Regions from separate parts of the Mus musculus genome. Here region 2 is linked to region 1. The links are chromatin loops, found by intact Hi-C in ENCODE. Cell type or tissue: left cerebral cortex. All regions are shown on one strand. Links, peaks and the distances in the headings refer to the core of each region. The heading gives the core; the rest is flanking DNA. Region 1 has its middle 36 kb from the start of Gm39843. Region 2 overlaps Mettl8 (methyltransferase like 8).

Evidence for each region. Hi-C counts contacts between places; a loop is a spot of excess contacts. Peaks named below come from ENCODE experiments on the same cell type or tissue, not always from the same donor. Only the 100,000 strongest peaks of a DNase experiment are listed, where the experiment ranks them.
Region 2: it touches region 1 in a loop (2.0-fold over the local background); 4 of 42 quality-filtered maps call a loop at or near these places.

What each region holds. Positions count from the first base shown.
Region 1 is chr2:70,957,880-70,960,797 of GRCm38, forward strand. No RefSeq gene overlaps it. Among named protein-coding and RNA genes, the nearest start is that of Gm39843, 36 kb to the left of the region's middle. In left cerebral cortex, for the core only: no CTCF peak of the experiment used is centred there; DNase peaks (open chromatin) are centred at 824, 1,272 and 1,745; H3K27ac peaks cover 1,731 bases.
Region 2 is chr2:71,017,677-71,020,594 of GRCm38, forward strand. It overlaps Mettl8 (methyltransferase like 8), which reads right to left. Exons shown (of 10, transcript NM_145524.3): 2 at 544-698. The coding sequence starts at 686. Among named protein-coding and RNA genes, the nearest start is that of Mettl8, 36 kb to the right of the region's middle. In left cerebral cortex, for the core only: no CTCF peak of the experiment used is centred there; DNase peaks (open chromatin) are centred at 1,537, 1,730 and 2,257; H3K27ac peaks cover 1,194 bases.

The DNA of each region.
Region 1 (2,918 bases), core at 256-2,755:
TTTTTTTCCTGTAATGGACTAGGAAGTAGCTCTGAAAAGGAACTATAGGTTGAGAACATTGCCAAGGAATTTGTGTAAGTATAGCAAAATGCACATTTTTCCTGGATCCAGTTTCATTAGCCCATGTAGAAGAGATGAGGTTGGTGTTTGTTGGTGTCGGGGAACCTATCAAGGGTCATCTTCTTTGTAACATCTGAGAGCAAAGCTCCCTGCACCCCCCACCCACCCCCACCCCGGCGCCGGGGGGGTGGGCTCTCTGCTTTCCTTAGTAGCTGCTTGTTAAAGAAAATCATGTTTAAGACACAGAACACACAGAACACTGAGATGCCAAGTTCACAGGTATCTGGACACTGTGACTACTTCAAGTCCAATATTGATCCCACCCACACCCTTTCTGCAGTGCTCATCTGCCTCTCTCTAGCTCAGTGGTTCTCAACCTTCCTAATGCTGCAACTCTTTAATATAGTGCTTCATGCCGTGGGGACCTCCATCCATAAAATTATTTTCACTATTACTTCATTAACTGTAATTTTGCTACTGTTACGAGTTGGAATGCAACAACCAGTGTTTTCCGATGGTCTTAGGTGGCCTCCTGTGAAAAGGTCGGTTGACTCCAAGGTGGGGCTGTGCCCACCGGTTGAGAATCACTACTCTAGCTTCTCCTTCTTAAAGGTTAAGTGGTTGTGAGGCCGCAGGCAACAGAGAATCAATAGCTGTTGTTTTAAGTTCTTGGCCAAGCAGTGGCACCTGTAGCTTGCCTCTGACAGCTCCAGCGGCAGCTGAGGGTGGGCTGTCTTCAACCATCTGGAGATTTTAATGTGTTCCACCCATCTCATACCAATGTGTTTTGTCCAAGCTGGGTTTACTGTGCTCTGAGCCCTTTGAGGTGGTGTTCAGGGGAGCTGTGCTCTGTAGCCTCCTGCATAGGCCTCGCAGGTGTGCTTGTGTCTTTTCCAGCTGATGCTATTTTTCTTGACCTCGCCCCCCTCTCCCTCCCCCCCCCCCGCCCCCGTAGGCTCTCACCCGCACAGCTATTATCACTTGCTTGTTGCTGCACTTTGCTGATTCATACTCATAGGAAAAAGTAATTTTGTCTTCAACACCTCTTCCTTGTCATTTAAGGCCTATGTTAATGAAAGGCAGATTTTGGCACCTACTCTCCTCTATAGCTCTGAGGCCATAACACAGGTTTATTAAAAAAACGAAGATGCAAGAGTTCTTTTACTTCCATTTATATCTATAACCCCATGCAAACCAGCGTGCAGGGTACCTTTGCGCCTTTCGAATCCCAGACCGTATTCCAAAAAAGGATCCACATTTCATGTTTGAATTGGCATTAATGTGTCATTCATGTACACACAGGCTTTAAATAAAGATGTTTCATGCATGCTTTCTTTCTGACACCTCCCGACTTCACAGATTTTTTTAGGTTACAGTACAGCCAAATCCCTCTGAAGATGTTTTAAGGGCCTTTTCCCTTCCTTGAATTTTCCTTTTAACTTAAAGTGAGGAGTACGCAAGTGCTGTGTGCTCTGCTAGGAGGTACGCCAGGTTCAAGGCTGAGCCTGTGGGGTCTCCGGGATGGGAGCAGGGGGTTGGGGGTGGGGCACAGCTGAGCAGACTCAGAATGCTGCAGAGAACTGATTGAGGGGTTTTGCTCTGTCATTCCTCACGGGTCACCTCCCTTCCCTCCTTCCTTTCCATTTTATAACCCAGTCAAGTGTGACCTACTTTTTTCACTGAATGACCGGATCTTCGATGAGCAGGAGGATCCTTGAGGGTTCTACGAGCCAAGCTCCCACAAGCTCTGCACCACATTTAGAGGCTCTCTATTCCTCAGTGTTTTTCCCAGCAGCCTGTGAACCCACAAATGAAAAGGATTTTGGAGTAAAGGCAATTCCAGGTCTACATCCTGACTCTGTCACTTAATACCTCTAATATCCTGGGCGAGTTACCGAGGATTTCAGAGCACCCGCCTCATCTGTTAAATGGCCCCAGTAACAGCTAATTCATAGGCTCTTGGGAATCAAATGAAGTACCTACTGTATACAAAATCAGCACTCAGAGCTGAATGGAGAGTAGTGAAGTGGTTCAATGGGACCTGGAACCTATTCTTTTCCTGGGAGACTCCCAGGCAATACCTTTCCCACAGCACAGTACTGTTGTTCTCTCAGTGTCTCAAAAAGCATTGAAAAAGTACATGTTGAGTGCTGTGTGCACGCTGCCTTGTAGATTGTAGACGCTATTATTAATAACAACACCTCCCATATTCAGTGCTTAGGATTTACAATGTGCTTCCACAAGAGGGGAAAGTACCCTCAACGTGTGTGTGTGTGTGTGTGTGTGTGTGTGTGTGTGTAGTCTACTGATGACTAGCAGAGGCAGGCAGGAGGGGCAGAGGCTCTCAAAGAGGGCTATTAGCGATGCAAATGTGAAGTCAACTGCTCCTGTGAGGAGCATAACCAACATCAGAACCAATTAGGTAACAAAGCTGATCTATTCAGGCTTCAGACCTTAGGAGATGGAAAACCACAGAGGTGGGGTGAAGCAGTTCAGGGAGAGAATGAGACGATGCAGACGTTCATGTGACTCTGGCTTTTGTGTGCCCCCCCCCCCCAGCCCCCAGGAAGATAGCTATTTTCACACACCAACTAATGTGTAGCAATGATTTACAAGTACTTAATGGTAGAAATCGGGATGTATTCTCAGTTTGGAGACGCTGCATAGGGAACTCGCACAAGTATGTTAGCAGAAGTCAATGGCAACTGAGTGTTCCAGTGCACAATGGGAGATGTGTAACAGAGACCCCTAATGAGTAGCCTCGAAACCTTCTCAAGCAGAGCTTCATGGGAGGATGTTTCCAGGCAGACAGTGCTCCAAGGTAACTTTCAGAATTGGTGAAAATGGAGACCGTACTT
Region 2 (2,918 bases), core at 300-2,799, 60 kb after region 1:
TTACCTGGTGGTAGCCTGGCCAGGCAGGGGCGGGGACCTTGGCATAAAGGATACAAAGGCTGCTGGATATACTAGGGAACGTCTCTTTTCAATTCCATTTGCAAAGAAGTTCAGAACACGTAAGTCAGTGTTGGTTACACAGGCTTTCGGACTTTTACAACCTCACTTAATATCATCAACTTGAAAAAAAAATCCTTTCTCAAAGGGTGTGGTGGTATAAGCCTTTGATCCCAACACTCAGGAATCAGAAAATGGCCTGGTCTATATAGTGAGTTCTAGGACAGCCAGGGCTACAAAGAAGAGTCTGTCTTAAAAAAAAAAAATCCTTCCTTGGTCATAATGGGAAAAAGACACCTAAAGAGTATAAATAATATCAAATTCCCACGTCTTGCTGCTCAGTCTGATGATCTGAGTTGGGTCTTTAGAACCCACATGGTGGACGAGGAGAAAAGACTCCCGAAACTTGTCCTCTGGCCTCCATTCGTGCTCTGTGGTCCTGTTTCACAAATAAATACATGAATAGGGGAGTGGGGGGAAACTCACCACATGTTGTGTTCAAAAACTTTGGCGGGGTCAGTTAAAATCCTCGACCCCAGAGGGGCTACCGGGTGGACGCCACTCTGGCATCGGTGTGGTACCTTCCCCTGCCTCAGTCGGCAAATGCAACTTCTCCAAATCACATTCATCCTAAGCAGGACCTGCAAAGTCACAAACAGCTAATTAACTACTCAACAAGCATTCAAATAGTTTGCCAAAACCAGGCAAAGACACAACGAGAAAAAGAAAGCTATAGATGAATTTCTTTGAATGTATATGTAAAATTTTTCAATAAAATACCTGCAAACCAAATTTAGAGACATAATAAGATTAAACATTATGAACAAGTGGGCTTCATCCATGAAAGGAAAGGTTGGCTCAATATATGTAAATATATAAAAGTAATACAGCATATAAATATATATATATATATATATATCACATAATTCATTCAGTTGATGCTGAAAAGGCATTTGACAAATTCCAATATGTGTTTACAAGGAAAGTACTGGAGACTTTAGGAATAGAAGCAGCATGCTTCAAAATAATAAAGCTATACACAACAAATCTACAGCCACCATTCCAGGGACAAGCTGAGGCCATTTCCTCTAAAATCAGGAATGGGACCATTTGATAGAGTGCTCAAAGTTTAAGCTGTAGCAATTAGACAAGACAAAGGCATAAAATGATAAAAACAGGAAAGAAAGAAGTCAAACTATCTTGCTAGCAGACAACATGATTTTTTAGTTAAAAGACACTATTGGGTCCCCTAAAAAACCCCAGACCCAATAAACACCTACATAAAGTTGCAGGATAGATTCCATGTATAGCAAGAATGTACTCTCAGAGAAAGAAGTTAGGAAAAAAGATTCAAAATGCATCCCCACCCCCAGATTAAGTATTTAGGAATATGTCTAGTCAAGGAAAAAGTCTTCTACAGACTACGTCTAAAAAAGGAAATCACAGAGCTACTAAACAACGGGAAACCCTCTGTGCTCCTGGATCAGTAGTCTACGCATGTGGACTTTTCAATAGTTGGTGTACTGTTGCAAATATATTTATTTTCCCATACAACACACGCACTTCAGTTCTAGCTCAAGAGAAGAATCATGAGTTGAAGCTGGTGTTGATAATCTAGAATTTAAAGGTTATTGCACTGTAAGTGTGTTCTGGTAAACACAGCGCTCTCAAGTCTTTATGGAAACGTGTTCACAGGGAGCCTCCTGTGTCAGTGCTGCTGCTGTCTGGTGGCTCAGCTGTTCCTCATGGCACTCAGCCTACTGCTGTAACCAGTTGGGAGAAACCGGCTCTGGGTAACACGTATGGGACAGGCATCGAGGGCTATCAGAGGTGCTACTCGACATAAAACCACGCTGTAGTAAACACCCTTTACTATCCTGCTCAAAACGAACTGCAGAATGTCAAAAACATCTCACTACACTTTCACAAAAAAAAAAAATTAATTAATTAATTAAAATAAAATAAAAAAATCAAGATTTTTCCTGTTGGGGTTTTAATAAAAGAGCTTGGTTGGGCATTAAAAGGCTCCACCAGTGAGCAACAGCCACTGCCCACCCCAGCTCCTTGTTTGTCCCTTCTCCTGGATGCAGCTCTGCTGCCTTTACCCTGCTGTGTCTTTGTTCTTTTTCCAGTCAGTGCCCCACACAACACCAGCAGCACTCTACCTACAGAACTATCTTTAGACCTTTCCACATTATCTATTCATACAATGTCCTGCATGCTGGAGAGCAGAGACTGATTACACCCACAGAGACAGGCAATATGCTCAAAATGTAAAATGATGCAAACAATTCAAATGATCACATGATTCTAATCACTGTTCAAAAAAAGGGAAGGAAAGCAAAGTCCCTCTCACTTAAATGACCACAGATAAAACGACATAACCAGACCGGCTATGAACAGAATGTCAGGCCTGTGCTTTGACGGCCGCTGGACAGTGGACAGAGCTCTGCGTGGTCAGGGCCTAAGCAAGTGGCGATTTCCTTGTTTAGGCAGTTACTTCTATAACCGACTACACAGAAATCTATCTCTTTCATTTCTTTATCATATTTAATAGCCACATCTGGCGCTATACTACTATCTAATCTCCTTAATTAGATAAATATCTAATAAATCTAGCAGAAACACAGAAAATCTTTTAAATACATAATTTTAATATATTTAAAGTTCTCAAATTAAACTGCAAGCTTCTAGAAGCAGGACTGCTATTTGTGGATGGTTTGACTGCATAAAAATGGTACTTTTCTGACATAAAGGAATGAAAGCTGAGATGCTACCACAGACCTCATAAATACTGGAAAACTAAAATATATTACAGACAATTCTTTACTCATTTATTTATGGGATATATAACTTTGAAA